3 separate regions of the Mus musculus genome follow, and regions 2 and 3 are each linked to region 1. A link is a loop called in an ENCODE intact Hi-C map of the cell type or tissue named here. Cell type or tissue: heart. All regions are shown on one strand. Each heading gives the region's core, and the rest is flanking DNA. Links, peaks and the distances in the headings are about the cores only.

Evidence for each region. Hi-C counts contacts between places; a loop is a spot of excess contacts. Peaks named below come from ENCODE experiments on the same cell type or tissue, not always from the same donor. Only the 100,000 strongest peaks of a DNase experiment are listed, where the experiment ranks them.
Region 2: it touches region 1 in a loop (2.5-fold over the local background); 2 of 42 quality-filtered maps call a loop at or near these places.
Region 3: a loop joins it to region 1, with 5 times the contacts of the local background. A loop is called at or near these places in 3 of 42 quality-filtered maps.

Annotation. Positions count from the first base shown.
Region 1 is chr19:40,330,587-40,336,572 of GRCm38, reverse strand. All of the region lies in intron 20 of Sorbs1 (sorbin and SH3 domain containing 1), which reads left to right. Among named protein-coding and RNA genes, the nearest start is that of A930028N01Rik, 37 kb to the right of the region's middle. In heart, for the core only: a CTCF peak has its summit at 2,483 (motif pointing right); a DNase peak (open chromatin) is centred at 4,482; H3K27ac peaks cover 1,384 bases.
Region 2 is chr19:40,229,207-40,235,192 of GRCm38, reverse strand. It overlaps Pdlim1 (PDZ and LIM domain 1 (elfin)), which reads left to right. Exons shown (of 7, transcript NM_016861.4): 5 at 4,535-4,686. Among named protein-coding and RNA genes, the nearest start is that of Gm41845, 39 kb to the left of the region's middle. In heart, for the core only: a CTCF peak has its summit at 3,197 (motif pointing right); no DNase peak of the experiment used is centred there.
Region 3 is chr19:40,242,945-40,248,930 of GRCm38, reverse strand. Pdlim1 (PDZ and LIM domain 1 (elfin)) reads left to right here. Exons shown (of 7, transcript NM_016861.4): 4 at 5,332-5,525. Among named protein-coding and RNA genes, the nearest start is that of Gm41845, 26 kb to the left of the region's middle. In heart, for the core only: a CTCF peak has its summit at 3,270 (motif pointing right); a DNase peak (open chromatin) is centred at 1,500; H3K27ac peaks cover 1,802 bases.

The sequences.
Region 1 (5,986 bases), core at 344-5,343:
CAATGCTATGGGAGTTTTCTTCTCATCCTGAACCCTGGAATCTATCAGGTCATCAGGTTTGCACAGTGGGTGCTTCTGTTTGCTTAGTCATCTTATTGGCCTATTTGTCTACATCAGAATCAGTCTTGCCCTCAGTGGATTCCTGAGGGAAGGGACTGTAGCCAGGATGTACTGGATCTAGAATAAAGATACAGGAGCTGATAGTATGGTTAGGTCCTCAAGCCAGTCCCACCATGCAGAATGTGGAGCCTAGATTTTCATATGGACATGGATTTTTCTTTTATTATTCTGCCAATTCTTAAGAATTTGGCTGCACAGTGCATGCATGCCCCATTCACTTCCTCGTGGAGTAACTGATACTAGGGATACAGGGATGGGTTTATTTTCTCTGACAATGAATTAAAAAGCAAGAGAAGGAAAGAAATGGAAATCTTGGGTGTCCCAGCAGAACTACCGTGTGATATCTTGGAAATTAGGATCCCTTCTTGGCTCCCAATTTCATTAATAAAAGAGTTTTAAAATGGATATACCTGTAGAAGTTTGAGGAGCACTTATTAGAACATAAAAGGGGAAGACTGGGACAGGCAGGCTGTCAACCTCTAGTGCCTAGAAGGAGAAAGAGGGAGAAAGGAACAAAAGCCAGGCTGCTTGAGATAGGCAATTACAGGTCAGCCATGTGACAGCAGTCAGCCTGGGGCCAGCACGGGCGCTTTTGAAAAAGTCAGGAGTTAGGGGGGTTAAGTTAGTTAGGGAGTTTAAAAGTGTAAGTTCTGGCCAGCAGCTGAAAGAAAAATACAGAAAAGAAGAAACGGAAACAATTAAACACCTTCTAAGTCAGTCTTGAGAAAGGCTTACACATCTAGCTGAACCTCATGGTAGTCAGACTGCCAAGGATAACCTTGGAGGAAGGAATTCTGGGAAGGAACATCCTAAAGTGAGCCTGCCTTACTACAGACGATCCTACAGCCAGGATGCCAACCTGCCCCATTGGATTAACCTTTACAGGAAGAGAAAAGGGCATGTCTCCACCTAGAGGTAGAGTCCATTTTTTTTACATGACCATGGTCTCCTCTAACTCTAATCCTCTCCCAGAATGCCCTTCCCAGGGCTTTGCCATGCAGCTCTTACTCTGTCTGAGTTATTTTCAGGGCTACCTTTATCTTACCCTAGGAGATCTGTAGTACATAGCAAGCTCCTACGCTGTATAAAAAAGTTCTGCCTGGACTTTCTCATGCCCAGGCTCACGCTAGTGCTTTATCCGGCCTCTGCGTCTGCTGCAATTATCTGAGTTATTTGTGGATACTTTCCTAACTGTTATTATAAACTCTTCAGGGACAAGACCTATCTTCAGGGTGCCAGGTAGATAAATTTGATAAATTTGAGGTCTGGCAGGGTTTGGTTGCACTGGGCATTTTAACCAGGACTCTCCCCGCCCACCTTGCTTCAGCATTGCTTGGTATTAACCATTGCTGCCTGGCCTTCCCTCTGACCCTTCATGCCTTCTCCCAGAACTGCCCAGAGAAGGCAGCTCAGCGAATTCCTTAGATGTGCCAGCACTAGGCTACTTCCCACAGTAGGAATTTTGGCACGGTCCCTTGATTTTCTGGGGGATCCTCTCACCTTCACAAAATAAGTATAGTGAATAAAAGACAAAGCGGCAGAGGAATGAAGTATATGTAACGGTTAGAAGTGTTTGGAAGAGTAAGTCACTACCATGGTGATCAGTTGGGGCTAAGAGCACAGATCTCAGTGGCATACTTTTAAGTTTATTGAACACTTACTGTGTCCTCTTCACATTTATTCCTCTGAGCATCCCAGGTGCAGGTATGACATGTGAGGAAATGGGTGTCCTAGCTCAGTGTTCTGCACACAGTTCATAGCTGATGATACTCTGGGCCAGGTGTCAGTAGTAGCACCTCACCTAAACTATACTGATTCAAACTTAGTAGGAATGTAGCCAAAAGCATAATAAAGCCAATTTTGAGCTATTGAATACAATATAAGCAAGCCTTTGTAGTACTAGCATTTTGAGTCACTGTCACTGTTTTATTCTCCAACTGTCTCTAGACCTTTAAGTTTGTAATTTTCATCTAACTACCGTTTATCATTTCTGCATATTAAAGCTGTTTTCACCTAACCGAAAGAGCTCTGCTCTGTTCAGCCAGCAAGTGGCACTTAAGGAAAAGCTGCTCTTTCTGAACCCACAGAGAGCAGTTTCCTTAATCTGAGAACAAAACACAACCTGAAGAGCTATAGAAAGCATTGGAGATTTCCCCAGCCCGTAAAAATATACCAGAAGCCTGTGTGCATGTAGGCATTTGGATTTAGGAGCCTTTATTCCACCAGCTTTTGTTTAACAACCTTAAAGGGCACCAAGCTTAGGAAGATTAACCAACAACCTGCTGGAGTCACTGTGGAAGGTGAACCGGATTTGTTAGTGGTAACTTGAATCCAGCGTGGCATATGTGATGCTGAGATCCAGAAGGGGGCGGGCTCCTCTCACTGGATGGAGGAAGAGAGAGATCAAGGGAGACTTTATAGAGAAAAAAAAAAAAAAAGAAGAAGAAAAATAAAAAACTGAGTAGCGGGAACATTATATTATAAAATTTTTAAAAAATGTTTTTTTTTTGGTTCATCACAAAATTCTTTAAGATGGAACTTCTAGAGAACTGTATAGACTCCCTCCCACAAAGCTACATTCATGCAGTGGCCTGTATTTCTTCATAAAGTAGTCAACTGACTTTCAACAGGAAAGATTTAAGATATTTTTAATTATATATATATATATATTTGTGTGTGTGCATATGCGTATGTGTATGTGCCTGAGAATTCAGTGTCCTTATGATGAAAAGTGTGGTTGCATCCCCTGGAGCTGGAGTTATAGGTAGTTTTGAGCTGCCTGAAGTACTGGGAACTGAACTCAGGTCTTCAGCAAGACCGGGGTTATGCTCTTAACTGCCAAGCCATCTCTCCTGGGCTAGAAACTTTGGTCAGTTATGTCCCTTGTTCAGTCTTCCTACCTATGAGAAAGATTGACACATAGAAGGTGCTCAGTAAATACTTGTTTAGTAAGTCTCACATGTTGGGTCGTCATATGTCTTTCTTTAGATATGATACCAAGAGTGACTGCAGGTCATCATATGTCTTTCTTTAGATATGATACCAAAAGTGACTAGCAGCTGGGTGGGGTCATAATGGTAATGAAGTGACAATTGGGCAGTAGAGAGAACAAGGGAATTACTGTAGACTATCAAGGAAGCGGGGCCTGATGGCTGAAGGAGACTGGGGAGAAAGGCGAGGAAGCACCGATTCCTCAGACTTTGTGCTTGAGTGAGGGCAGGGTGGCTGTACAGAGCCAGCTTTGGTTTGGAATGTGTTGGGTTGGAGCTGTTTGGAGAACATTCAGGTAGTGTGGCTGGCAGTCAGCTTGGAGACGGACAGAAAGGTGTACAGGTTTGCTGATGGGTTTCCTACACAATCTCACCACCAGTGTTAATGCTGCAAACGAAAGAAACTGAAGCCAAGAAAATCATCTTGTTTGCAAGCTTTAAAAAACAAACAAACAAACAAACAAACCACCAAACAACTCGAGCAGGAGTGCATCTCAGCTGGGCTGCTGCGTTCTTTGTTGGAATCTGGCTTTTCAGTACCCTGTCCACTGACCCTGGGCCTCTCTGTTACACACATGGAAGGCAGCCTGTCCACTGCCCCACACCTCTGTTACACACATGGAAGCAGCTGACTCCAAGTGATCGCTCACTTTATCCTTCCAGTGAGCGTGGTTTTGTTGAAACCCCGTGACTGGTTCTTCGTCGCACAGAAGCTCAGTTCTCCGCCCTGTGTCCCAGCAGTTCAGTTAGCATACATGGGACTCAACACAAACTTCTCAGAGCTGAGCTTCCGAACCTGACTGGTTTGGTTTAATGTCAGCAGCTGCTAATTCTGGTTGTATCTCAGTCACTCAGCCAAGGGTCCCATGGGACTTCTTTCAGCTCTCATCTTTTTAGATTTAACAAAGTCCTAGGAACTCTATGCCCTTAAGCAAAGGCAGTCCCCACTCTGGTCCTCAGTTTCCTCTTGGGAGCAGTGGAACAAATGACCCATCCTTAGGGTAACTGTTTGAGATGGTGTACTTAAAAACATGTGTTGAGCCGGGTGTGGTGGCGCACGCCTTTAAACCCAGCACTCGGGAGGCAGAGGCAGGTGGATTTCTGAGTTCGAGGCCAGCCTGGTCTACAAAGTGAGTTCCAGGACAGCCAGGGCTATACAGAGAAACCCTGTCTCGAAAAACAAACAAACAAACAAAAAAAAAACATGTGTTGAAGCTCTCGGATACTTCTCTTAATAAGATGCCGCAGTGTACCTCAACCATCTGGGGAAAGCATTCTTTTGTCAGCTTTGTTATCAGAAAGAAAACATTTGTCTGGAGCAACTGCATTCCCAGAGGTTTCCTGAGTGCTGGCTTGTGGATCTGTGGGAAGCAGGAAGAAATGGGTGGGGCACAGAGAGCAGGCAGGCTGGGTGGGGGAGTGCCGAGGGCTGCTGAGATAGATGAGGCCAGGCAGCTGTGGGAGACTAACGGTGGGCTGAAGCGCTGGCTGAGGGTGAAGTGATTCAGAGACACAGGTGGCAGGTGGAAGTTGTCCAAGTTACCCGCCAACAGCAAGGGCCAGGCAGGGCCCTCATGCCACCAAAGTCCTCTGTCCCCTTAGCTGGGGGCTGACAAAGGACAGTGGATAGCTCTTCAGTTGGGGGTTGTACAAAAGGGAGAAAATGGGATGTTACACTGATGTTTAATTAGGAAACCCAAAGTTTAAAAGCCAGTTTAGATGAACGTCCACCTTTTTGAAAGTGGTATCTGTAGAACTACATTCTGGGTTCACCATTTTTAATGGGAGCTGATTTTTTTTTTTTTTAATCAGAATCTTGGGGTGAGAGGGCAGAGTGTTTATGAGCATATCCTGTGGCCCAAAAGCTTTAGGCCTGACCCCTGAGCCTAGGAAAGCCAAATCCTTTTCTCTGGAGGTATGGATGGTCCCTCCAAGCAAACTTCGGTCAGTTTTCAAGTCAGGAAATGAAGGGGTTTTTTTTGTTGTTGTTGTTTTTTTGTTTTTTTGTTTTTTTTTTTTTTGGTTTTTCGAGACAGGGTTTCTCTGTATAGCCCTGGCTGTCCTGGAACTCACTTTATAGACCAGGCCAGCCTCAAACTCAGAAATCTGCCTGCCTCTGCCTCCCAAGTGCTGGGATTAAAGGCGTGCGCCACCACCGCCCAGCCTGAGGCACCTTATTAAGAGCAGTATCCGAGAGCTTCAACACACGTTTTTAAGGACACCATCTCAAACAGTTCCCCTGAGGATGGGTCATGTGTTCCATTGCTCCCAAGAGGAAACTGAGGACCAGAGTGGAGACTGCCTTTGCTTAAGGACATAGAGTTCCTAGGACTTTGCTATATCAAAAAGAATACGAGTCAGGATCTCTAAATTAACTTTTTTTTTTTAAAAAGGAATTTCGAAATTCATGGTTGTACATATCAAGACATATCATTACTCAGCCCATATGCCACCTTTCGCATTTAGAAAATGTAGCCTTTTATTCGTTCCGAACATTCATTGGGTGTCCTTGTGCGCGGTAGAGTCCACGGGCTCTTAGAAATCAAGGCAAGCCGAGGGAAATAGGTCAGTCCAGCCTGGTTCTCTGAGGTTTCTCCAAGTAAGAGATGAGCCTAGAAGGCTGCTTAGCACTTCCTTGGTTTGCGTGTTTCTCAGCCTTGAGATGGGGTTCTCTCATCTTTTGGGTTCCAGTGACTTCTTTTTTCTGTTTCAGCTGAGAAAGGGAAATTCTTTTCATGTATGCTGTCTATAGTAAGAGGGAGGGACCTGTAGCCTCAGGGTGGAGCCCTGAAATCGCTCTTGCAGAGCCCTTAGCCTGTGGTGAGCATGAGGTAGCATGAGCGGCAGCTGTGAGGGTTGTTAATAGTGCTGGGGGG
Region 2 (5,986 bases), core at 298-5,297, 100 kb after region 1:
TCAGATCTCATTACGGGTGGTTGTGAGCCACCATGTGGTTGCTGGAATTTGAACTCAGGACCTTCGGAAGAGCAGTCAGTGCTCTTACCCACTGACACATCTCGCCAGTCCCAGCGTCACCATTCTTAGCACACAGGTTCCATAACTGTTAGATTTACATCCAAATAGGAAGTTAATCTACTTTGAGAACACCTATAAATAGCATTGTGCCTTCAGAGTCTGCGTGCTCATAAAGAAATACGTTTAATTTTTAAAAAGATTTTTGAAATTTTACTTTATGTATATAAATGTTTTGTCTGCCTGTATGTTTTGTGCATTACATGTGTGCCTGGTATCTGTGGAGGCCAGAAAGTAGGGGGGGGGGCGCTCGATTCTTTCAAACTGGGAATACAGAAGACTGTCAGCCACCATGTGGGTGCTGGCATCTAAACATGAGCCTTTTGGAAGAGCAGATCCAGCCCCCACATTTTATTTTATTTATTTATTTTATGTATATGAGTAGCTGTCTTCAGACACATCAGAAGAGGGCATTGGATTCTGTTTTAGATGGTTGTCAGCCACCTAGGAATTGAACTTGGGACTTCTTGAAGAGCAGTCAGTGCTCTTAACCTTTAAGCCATCTTTCCAGTCCCCTACATTTTATTAAAATTTTTTCCTTTATGTTTATTTTGTTGTGTTTTTGCCTGAGTTTATCTATTACTTCTAGATTTTAAAAAATAGATTCTGTGTAATTTTCGATGTGTCAATCATGTTGTGTAAGTGATTCTCACGTGGTCTTCTTTGACCTTTTTTTTTTTTTTTCATTTTTTCCTGTTTGCTTGGCCCTGCTTGCTCCAGCCCAAAGATTTATTTATTTATTATATTTATTTATTACACTGTAACTGTCTTCAGATACACCAGAAGAGGGCATCAGATCTCATTATGGATGGTTGTGAGCCACCATGTGGTTGCTGGGATTTGAACTTAGGACCTTCGGAAGAGCAGTCCGTGCTCTTAACCACTGAGACATCTCTCCTGCCCCTTATTTGTTATTTGTTTCCCTTTCCCCCCATAGTGCAGTGGCTATAGTTTACAGCACTGTGGGGAGCAGTAGAGGCCAGAGGATGAGACCGTGGCATGTCACTTCTCCCTATTAGACAATGCCATGGGTTCTGTAGATGCACTGTAGCGAGCTAGGGACGTTCTCTCCAGTTCTATTTTTCTGACTGTTTAGTTATTTTTAGTTTTAGTTATATTGAAGTAAAGTCTTGCTACATAGACCAGGCTGTCCTGGAATTCACTGTGTATTCAAAAGAATTTTTGCAAATCTGCCGATAATGTCTATAGCATCTTGAAGACTTGTCTGTGACATGTAATTCGTTTTATATATTGCTGAATTTTATTTGCTATGAAATTTACATCTTTATGAGGGATATCACCTATTGCTTTCTTTTTAAACACTGTCACCTTATTTTATATTAGTATAATATTTACTTCACTAAGTAAGTCAGGAAATACTTGCTTCACTTTGTTCCAGGGAAGAGAATAGGTAGAGTAAGTTGATCTCTCTGAAGTATGCACCTTTATTATGTAGCCCAGGCTAACCATGAACTCTTGAGCCTCCAGAGTCCTGAGAGTGCAGGCCTTTTTATATACACAAATAGGAATCTTTTTGCTCCATTTCTTATGCATGCTTTTATCCCAATTACTTTTTCAGATATTGCGTTAATATCTTACAGCCTAATGTCTAAGTCTTAGGATTTTAGAGTCTTGTGTTGTTTTTTGAATTAGGTTGACTGTGTTTTGGTTAGGGTAATGCATATTGAGAATACTTCATAAAAGTCACAGCATATAAAAAATGCTGTCATATTATTTGAAAATAAATGGTAAATTGTTCTTCTTCCCTCCCTCCCTCCCTCCTTCCCTCCCTCCCTCCCTCCCTCCCTCCCTCCCTTCCTTCCCTCCCCTTTCTTCCTCCCCTCTGTCTCTCCCCTCTCACTCTCTTTTCCTTCTCCCCCCTCCCTTTCTTTTCTTTCTTTCATTATTCCCAAGCCTGTTTGCTGGAAGAATGTATGATGTCCTTGTGGTTTAGTTCTGTTATTTTTAGTGTTCCCTTGGTGGCTTCCAGACATAACATATAACAAATAAGAGAAAAAAATTCATCCTCCAAACATTCCATGGCCTGATCTGGATTTTAAAATAGTCCTAAGAGCAATAGGAAAAAGATTAAGAAAGAATAATGTAATGTGCTTATTATGGTGAGGTTCCAAGCCCAAAACTCAAGTATCAAAAAGGATGGAATTGAGATGGTAGAAGACTCTGGTTTGACTCCACCAGGTGGCCATTCAACCTGCCCCATGTTTTGCTGCAAGGGAAGGGAGACAGATAAGGGTAGATAGAGACCAGCTGCCATGGGCAGGTTACACAAGGGTGGCTGCTTCTATCCAGCCATTGCAAATCAAAGGTGGCAGGTGCAGCCAGCACCAGCCTTATCCAGTAGTAGCAGAGCCTATGTCACCCTTTGTGGACCTTGTTTTCTTTGTTATCAGAATATGTTTGGAGTCCAAGGGAAACCTACCTGGGGCTTTATTCCTGTGTTTGAGTCTTTCGCTTGGAGCCCGAGTATATAAATTTTCCAGCAGGCTGTCCTGTCTTCCCTACCGCTTGTCTCAGAGGAGAGGAAAAAGGACAGCGAGGGAGAGATGAACAGGAAAGGGGTAGTAACTTAGAGGAAATTACCATAGAAAACATACTTTTTCTCTTCAAAATGGACCATGAACCAATTGCACAATGGTGGGTAGGAAATGAGTGAATAGATTCAATGGCTGTAATTCCTTTGCTCTCAGTGGTGTGGAGGGTGAGAGTTCATAGCTCAGCAACTTCAGCTTGTGCGTTTGTGTTTGTACATATCTATCTACACGCAATGATAGTAACCGCCACTGGTAGTTCATCTGATCTTTGTGCTTGCTCCTTCTGGGCACAGTATGTCTTTCAGGTAGCTTCTAAACAAGTTATGCAAATGAGAAGAAAGAGCATGTGTGGGTTGAGAAGGTGGGTCCTCCACAGCCCTGCATTGCTTCAGGGTGAGCTCACAGGATCATGGCGATCATAGCAAGGAGGGAGTGGCATTGATGCTTACTAACTTACCTGGTGCTGGATCTGAGTCTGGGCTACGTCCTGAGACAGACCTGGGCACTTACAGAGAGCAAGGCAATATGTTTGTTTACCTCTAGGGGGAGCCAAAAATTAAAAAAAAAAATCCAGGTAGAGTATGCGGGAGGAGGGTGAGTTAGAGGGTAGAGGACAGGTATGTGTGGTACTGTTGTAAGTCAGGGTCAGTAAATCCTCTCCAAGGAATACACCCTGTGTGTAGCAGGGTTCTCTGGAAATACATGGGGGTCACAGCACAGGTAGAAGGATCAGTAAGAACTTTGCCTAGAATGAGGCTGGCTGGTCCAGTCATAGCTGGAGAGCTGTTCTGAGAAAAGGCCTTAATCTTCAAAGGCCTTTATGAAATGAACATTTATTCCAAAGGTGTTGAACTTGAATACACTTGCGTTTTGTTTATAAAAGCTAAATATTTGGTTCTAGGTCAGATGAGGAGGTTGCGTTGAGCCACAGTGTGAAATTCCTAATTCCTTGGAAATCCGCCTCTGACCTCTGTCGCAAGGCAGCAGAGAGGCAGGCTTACACAGCTGGTGGGTCTTGCTGGTGTACCGTGGTGTGGCGTAATCGTGCAGGGGAGCTGGGAATTTGAGAGGAGTCTGGATAAGGACAGTCTGCCATTGAAGGGCTACCTCCCTTCTACCATTTCTCTGTGGCCAGTGTGGCCAGGCAGCGTAAGCTGTGGCTTAGTGAAAAAAAAAAAAAGGCCCAGCATCATAGTAGTGCCTGCCTCAGCTTGTCTTGGGCATGCAAAGTAAGGGAGGAAGGAGTGGGAGGCATGGTCTGGCTTGCCTGGCCCCCAGGGTCTGAGCCTTCACTTAGTAAAGCCTGTGAACTTTTCCTTCTCTCTACAATCCCTGTGAGTGGGGCAGGCCAAGGCTGCTGCCTCCAGCTAGAGGCACAGAGGCCGGAGAGTTCCATTCTGAAGGACGAGGAGCGTCCGGCAGCGTGAGAAGCACTTTGACATCAGGAATGAAAAGATGAGGTTTCTGCTCATGCGAGGAATGCATGTGCCACCCCCCTGCAAGGGGACTCAGCTGAGTTTTAGTGGCTGGGTTGCGGTTGACATTTTTCCTCTTCAAATTTTTCTCTTGACATAATGTTGACTATGTAATTTTAAAAGAGGGAAAGAAGTCCCCATCTGTGGGAGTAAGCCACAACGTAATTGAATTACGAGACTATTTGGGAAAATAGCCTCTTACTGTATTAAAGTAGCAGCCAGCTTTGCTTACCAGGACCCACTGCAACATTGTCAGGGGAGTTGGAGACATGGGATAATCACTGTCCATTCTTTCAAGTAGTATGTGCTTGCTTGAAAGGAAGTACCTGGTGAAGTTTTGGGACTAACTTTTCACCGTTGTCCTGATGGCTTTCCAAATGTTCTTTTTAGCGTGGTTCAGCCTCATCCCTCCGGCAGCCTTATCATTGACAAGGACTCTGAAGTTTACAAGATGCTTCAGGAGAAGCAAGAATTAAACGAGCCCCCCAAACAGTCCACATCCTTCCTGGTTCTGCAGGAGATCCTGGAGTCAGATGGGAAAGGTAAGGGGCCCTGTGGAGAGAGTCTGTCTCTGCTGGAGCACGGATGAGCACCACACTAGAGAAAGGCTTGCTGTGAAAGGCTGGGTCTTCCTGTGCAGCCTAGAGCTTGCCATCTTCCCCAGAGCCTGAGGTTACATGAGCACACACTACCACTTCTGGCTTGGCATTGACTTTTTAAAAATGTGAATCATTTATTGAAAAGAGGAGAGGAGGGAGAAAGAGGGCTCAGGTACAGATCGCTTGTAGAACGCTTAGAGTAGAACTATGTAATATGCATAAAGCCCTGGGTTCCACTTCCAATGCTTGGGGTGAGGGCTAACTGGGCTGCAGGTGGGTGGGAGTGTTGGTAGTAGGGGAAGGGACAAGAGCGCCCCTCTGGATTATATTTTCTGGCTCAGTCTTAAAAATATTTACTTTTATTTTACACATATGGTTGCTTTACCTGTGTGTATATCTGTTTACTGTATGTACACCGTATCTGCAAAGACCAGAAGAGAGCTGTAGTTATGAGTGATTACTAGTCATTGTGTGGGTGCTGGGAACTGAACCCAAGTCCTCTGCAAGAGCAGCAACTACTTTTAACCACGGGACCATCTGGCCAGTCCTAGTTGCTCAGTCTTCTTCACAGGTTTGAATTTTTAAAAAGGGCTTTGTCTTATCTTTATTTATATATGTGTATGTGGGTGACTGGGGAGGCAAGGAGGGGTGTCAGATCCCCTGGAGCTGGAGTCACAGGCAGTTGTGGGTCATCATATTGGTGCTGGGGACTCAACTCAGTCCTCTGCAAGCGTAGCACTGAGCTATCTCTCCAGCCCCAATTTTCTATTGCTGTCGATTCATTATAAAAAGTGATGTTTTTTTGAGACAGAGTGTCTTTTTGTGTAGCCCTGGCTGTCCTGGAACTCACTGTGTAGATCAAGCTGACCTCAAACCTACAGAGATCTACCTACCTCTGCCTCCCAAGTGCTGGGTTTGAAGGTGTGACCCGTTAATCACTGCCCAGTGAGTGATAGGTTTTATAATGACATTTTTCATTCAAATATATCTTTTACTTGGACCTTATTTTCTCTCCTGCCCTCACACCCTCCAGTCATTCAGTCATTCACATGTACCATGCTTTCTTTACCCATCCATCTATTAATGGACATCTGGTTGACTCTATAAGTTGGCTATTGATCGTGCAGTGTCACAATATACATAGATGACCAAGTATCTGCTATGTTGACCTTCCTTTCATGTGTTCTATTTTATTTTATTTTTTTGTGGAACCTTCATACTGATTACGGATTTCAATAGCGGC
Region 3 (5,986 bases), core at 452-5,451, 88 kb after region 1:
AAATAAGTACAGAAATATTTAGAACACGTTGGTAAAAATGCCCGTGTTGCTCACTACAAACTATGTTCTCTGTTGGATGAATGAATGAATTATTAAGAGTAAGTGTGGCTGAGGAAGTGGCTTATGGGTAAAGTGCGTTCACACTAAGCACAAGGACCTGAGTTTGAACTTCCAGCACCCATGTGTGAAAGCTGGGCATGACTGTGCCCATCTGCAGTCCCATCAATGCGAACTGGTTTGCCAGTTTAGCTAGAAGGCTGAGTTTCGGGTTCACTGAAAGACCCTGTGTCTAAAAATGTGGATTGAGGAAGGTATCACACATCAACCTCCAGTCTCCACACACAAGTGCACGCACTCACAAGTACACACACACACATACACACACACAAGTGCACGCACTCACAAGTACACACACACACACACACACACACACACACACACACACACACACACACACGCATCCAGACACAGATGCACACATACGTAAAACAACAAGAAGAACACAAATAAGTAAGTAAATGGATAACTATTTTTGCAATTTTCAAAGTGGGGTTGTGATTATTATATATTTAACCCCAGAAGATTTGAAATTAAATTTTTCTTTTTAAAGTTTGAGACACTCTTTAGGTTTTTTTTTTTTTTTTTACATAGAAATAGTAATGAAAAGATAACACATAGTTATATATAGCATAGAAATGATATGAAATTGAATCCATATGATTCCATAGTATGTATAAATGGAATGGTTGATTATAAGCCTTACTTTCTTAAAGGCGTCTCGTTAAAATTTCAGAAATGTGGTTATAATTTTTCCTATTTGCAGTAGCCATCATACTAACATGCTACATTCTTTTAGGGATCATTTTGCACCTGGCATGTTGAAGTTGACATGAACATATTATTCTGTGTACGACCTATAAGGAAATTCATAAAATGTTACTCTGCAAACTGGCAGTTGTATAAGCAAGTTTAAAGTATGCCAGAGTTAGTTTTAGTTTTCCTGGTAGTCTAGTCATTGATTAAAGTTACTGTATGTGTTAAATTTTGATGTGCTAAGTTTCCACATAGATTTATAACAATGAGGAATAATTTTGGCTTAACTTGGTCCAAAATGATCACTTTTTACCTGGGCCAACCATCTATGTCTTGGTTATACTTTTTCTTCAGTGCTGATATTTTGAAGATTGTTTTCAGATTAAAAATACATTATTCAGACTCCTTTAAAGGGTAGCTTGACTGTATTTTTCTCATCATTCTTTATTCATACAAATATCTTCCCGCCTCCCCTTTCCCCAGATTTTCCATTTCTGAGACTTCTGAGCTAGAGGGCAAATAGTGAGGGCAGAGTTCACAGATATTGTAAAGAGCTGCTCGCTCGTTCACATAAAGCCAACCAACACCCCAGCTTATCTGAGGTCAACATAGTTACATACCTAGTTTGTATTTCCTCATTATTGAGTTTCCTTGGAGACCAGTAAATACAAAACCCAAACAATGACATCATCCCTTCCAAAAGGCAAGCCCTAAATCCGCCTGCCTTCTGGAAAGACTAGAATCCGCATGGGGGTAGAAATATTTCTTTTATGTACAAACCAGATGCATTCTTGATAGATGCTTTATAAAGCAAGAATCAAGAATTAAAAAAGAAAAAAGAAAAAAACCACCGGAAGGAAAAACTCTACTATTCCCACAAAAGAAAACAAGGGTGGGGGGGGGGGTGGGGAGGGGAGGGGTGGGTTGAGGAGTTGGCTTTTGCTGCCAGGCCTGCCCTGAGGACCTGAGTTTGATCCCTGGGGCCTACGTGATGGAAGGTGAGAATGGATTCTCCTAAATTGTCCTCTGATCTATACTGTGGGCAGTAAGTACGTACATACATACATACATACATACATACATACATACATACATTGTAAGAATGTATGACATGGCTCCCATGGGCTTCTGATTGGAACTCTTTTTGTTTCTTCGGGAAGAGGAGATGGACCCTAGTGAGGCCCTGCCCTGTTCTGCCCTGTGCTTGGTGCACAGACGTGTCACACCATGTCCTTCTGAAGAAGCTTAGAGAAGTGGGCTCAGAGAGGCATAACATGTTCATGGCCAAAGTGTCAGGGAAAATTGGAGGCAAGGCTAAAGACTAAGCATCCTGCGCTGCTCCCAGAACGGCTGTGGACACAGAAGGGTGCATGCTGGGTGCTGTCCTGTGACTGCCCATGGTGGTGATGGGAGCTCCTGGCCTCTAATCTGTAAGTCAGCTGCTGCCTTTCACAGACAGGACTCAGTGGTTTTACGATTCCTTTGAATCAGTGCACATAAAATGACTTAATCATTCCTTATGACCATTCTTTTCTTTAAGATCCTCTTTTGAGATTGTTTGTAGCCAGGCTTGGTGGCAGAAACAGGTGGATCTCTGTGAATTTGAAGCCAGCCTGGTCTACATAGTGAGTTCCAGGACAGCCAGGGGTTCATAGAGAGACCCTGTCTCAAAACAAACAAACAAACAAACAAGAACACAAGCCTCTTTTTATTATTTTTTTATTATTTTATTATTTTTTATTATTTTGTTTTTTATTATTTTATTATTTGTGCAGACATGGACAAAGTCAACTAAACCTCACTGATTCTGACTCAAAAAAAGACATTTACCAGAGTAATAAAAAAGAAATCCTAAGCTGGGCGTGGTGGTGCACGGCTTTAATCCCAGCACGTGGGAGGCAGAGGTCAGCCTGGTCTACAAAGTGAGTTCTAGGACAGCCAGGGATATACAGAGAAACCCTGTCTCAAAAAAAAAAAAAAAAAAAAAAAGGAAAGAAGGAAAGAAAGAAAGAAAGAAAGAAATCCTAACCATAAAAATGTGTTTATCTGCCTTTTACTTTAAATTAGTTTCGTACTGAATTAAACAGTTCTCATTCATAATGCCTTCCAATTAAACACTTAAATTTCATTTTTTAAAAGAGCAGAAAAAGAATGATAGAAGAATCAGAATATTGATTTTTGATCATTTGGATGTTTAAGAAAGAAAGCAAGGTTTAGAAGAATTTTCTTGGGAACTCAGAAAACATGTTGAGCTTAGAAGGCTACACAGCTTGCGGCACTAGAAGTTGGAGTTGATTTTGAGCACTGGTGCTGGGAGAACCTTCTAACTGAGTCATCAGATAACCTGGGATCATTTTTTTTTAAAGTTCTTTTAAAAATTAAAAAAAAATTATATATTATTATATGTAAGTACACTGTAGACACCCTCAGACACACCAGAAGAGGGCATCAGAGGGTGTCAGATCTCATGATGATGGTTGTGAGCCACCATGTGGTTGCTGGGATTTGAACTCAGGACCTTCAGAAGAACAGTCAGTGCTCTTAACCGATGAATCATCTCACTAGCAAACCTATTTTTAAAATTAAAAAAAATTTTTTTAGATATTTTCTTTATTTACATTTTGAATCCCCTTTCCTAATTTCCCTTCTGAAAATCCCCTATCCCCTCCCCACTCTCCCTGCTCCCCAGCCCACCCACTCCTGTTCCTGGTCCTGGCATTCCCCTATACTGGGGCATAGAGCCTTCACAGGACCAAGGGCCTCTCTTCCCATTGATGACCGACTAGGCCATCCTCTGCTACATATATAGCTAGAGCCACAAGTTCCACTATGTGTTTTCTTTGGTTGGTGGTATAGTTCCAAGGAGCTCTGGGGGTGCTTGGTTAGTTCATATTGATGTTCTTCCTATGGGGATTAATATCTAATATATATAAAGAACTCAAGATGTTGGACTCCAGAAAATCAAATAACCCTATTAAAAAATGGGGCATAAAACTAAACAAAGAATTCTCAACTGAGGAATACCAAATGGCTGAGAAGCACCTGAAAAAATGTTCAGCATCCTTAATCATCAGGGAAATCCAAATCAAAACAACCCTGAGATTCCATCTCACACCAGTCAGAATGGCTAAGATCAAAAATTCAGGTGACAGCAGATGCTGGCGAGGATGTGGAGAAAGAGGAACCCTCCTCCATTGCTGGTGGGATTGCAAGCTGGTACAACCACTCTGGAAATCAGTTTGGCGGTTCCTCAGAAAACTAGACATAGTACTACCGGAGGATCCAGCAATACCTCTCCTGGGCATATACCCAGAAGATGTTCCAACTGGTAATATGGACACATGCTCCACAAAGTTTGGAGCAGAGCCTGAAGGAATGACCATCCAGAGACTGCCCCACTTGGTGATCTCTCCTATAAACAACCACCAAACCCAGACACTAGGCAGATGCCAACAAGAGCCTGCTGACAGGAGCCTGATATAGCTGTCTCCTGTGAGGCTCTACCAGTGCCTGGCAAATACAAAAGTGGATGCTCACAGTCATCTATTAGACAGAGCACAGGGTCCCTAATGAAGGAGCTAGAGGAAGTACCCAGGGCTCATTTTTTTTAAAAAAAGGAATGTTAGTTTAAAAACTATAACGAGGCTGTGTGACACACATCTTTCAACCCAGCAATCAGGAGGCAGGCAAATCTCTGAGTTGGGCCCAGCCTGGTCTAGAGAGTGAGTTTCAGAACAGCTAGGGCTACAGAGAGAATCCCTCTCTCAAAAAATAAAATAAAATAAAATAAAATAAAATAAAATAAAATAAAATAAAATAAATAAAAGGTGTTTTGGTTTTGGCATGTTTATACAGATGCCTAGAGAGGTTGTAGCTGTAATTGTTCACCAGATTTCTGGAGGTGGAGCAGGGAATAAGGACTCAGAAACTCAACCTCCTTCGCCCATAGGATCTGGTTTGGACCTGTCTTCCAGAATCTTCCATCTTGTGTTTTACCACAGGGAATGGTAGGCCTTCAGCGCCTCAGCTGCCTTTTCCAACTACTGAGACATGTAGTCAGCAGCTGCTCCTCTTCTTACCTTCTTTCCTTGCTGATCTAACCTACTCGTGTCTGGGGAGTTTATCTTTACCTTTTGACCTGGAGAGCTCCGTGGTAGTCTAGGCTACCTCTCTCTACTTTTTCCTAATCAGCTCTGACTTGGGTACTGGTAGCCCAAGGCATGACATGTTATCCTCCCTAGAGGTACCCAACATCAGCTCTGCTGGGTCTCAGGGGAGGGCCAGAGATGGAGCTGATTGAGAGAGTATGTGGGATTGCAGTCCTACATCTGTGGATTCTTTACCACGTATTGATCACAGTCTCCTTGCCTTTGTCTGAGCCCCTCTGCTCGAAGCAAGGTGAAGTTTAGATTTGAGCCAGGGCTGCTGTAGCTTAGCTGGAAGTCCTCCCTGTACTGTACAGGATAAGGGGTTTAGGATCCACAGCTCCTTGACGTCTCCTCTGCTCCCTGTCTTCAGGAAGTCCTGCACATAGGAAGTGCCCACAACCGAAGTGCCATGCCATTTACTGCCTCACCTGCTCCCAGCACCCGGGTCATCACAAACCAGTACAACAGCCCAACTGGCCTCTACTCATCCGAAAACATCTCTAACTTCAACAATGCTGTGGAGTCGAAGACCTCAGCCAGTGGGGAGGAGGCGAACAGCAGGCCGTAAGTAGAGCCCTGAGGTCTCCAGGTTCTGGGAAAGGGAGACTCTTTCCTTTAGTTTTTTCTAGCAAGGTGAACTACTAAGCCTGGGGGTGGGGGTGGGGGTGGGCATGGGAAACCTTTGACATTGAATTTCTTTACACATGAAAAGGGCTCTTTCCCTCCTCTTTGTAGAGGTTGTAGTAAAAATAAGGAAATGTGTTGCTGGTGCAGTGTCTCAAAGGTTGCAGTGCCTACTGTTGAGCTCACGAATCTATTCCTAGCACATTCATACATTGTATATGGGTTTGGTGGCTTGGCTGTCATTCCAGTAACTTCAGAGGTACAGACGGGATCTGGAACAAACAGGTTGGACAGAAGAGCTGCATGGGTGAGCTCTGGGTTCGGTGAATAATGTAAGGAGCAATGGAAGAAGACTTTGGATGTCACCCTTGGGCCTCCACATGTGTGTGAGCGCCTGTGCA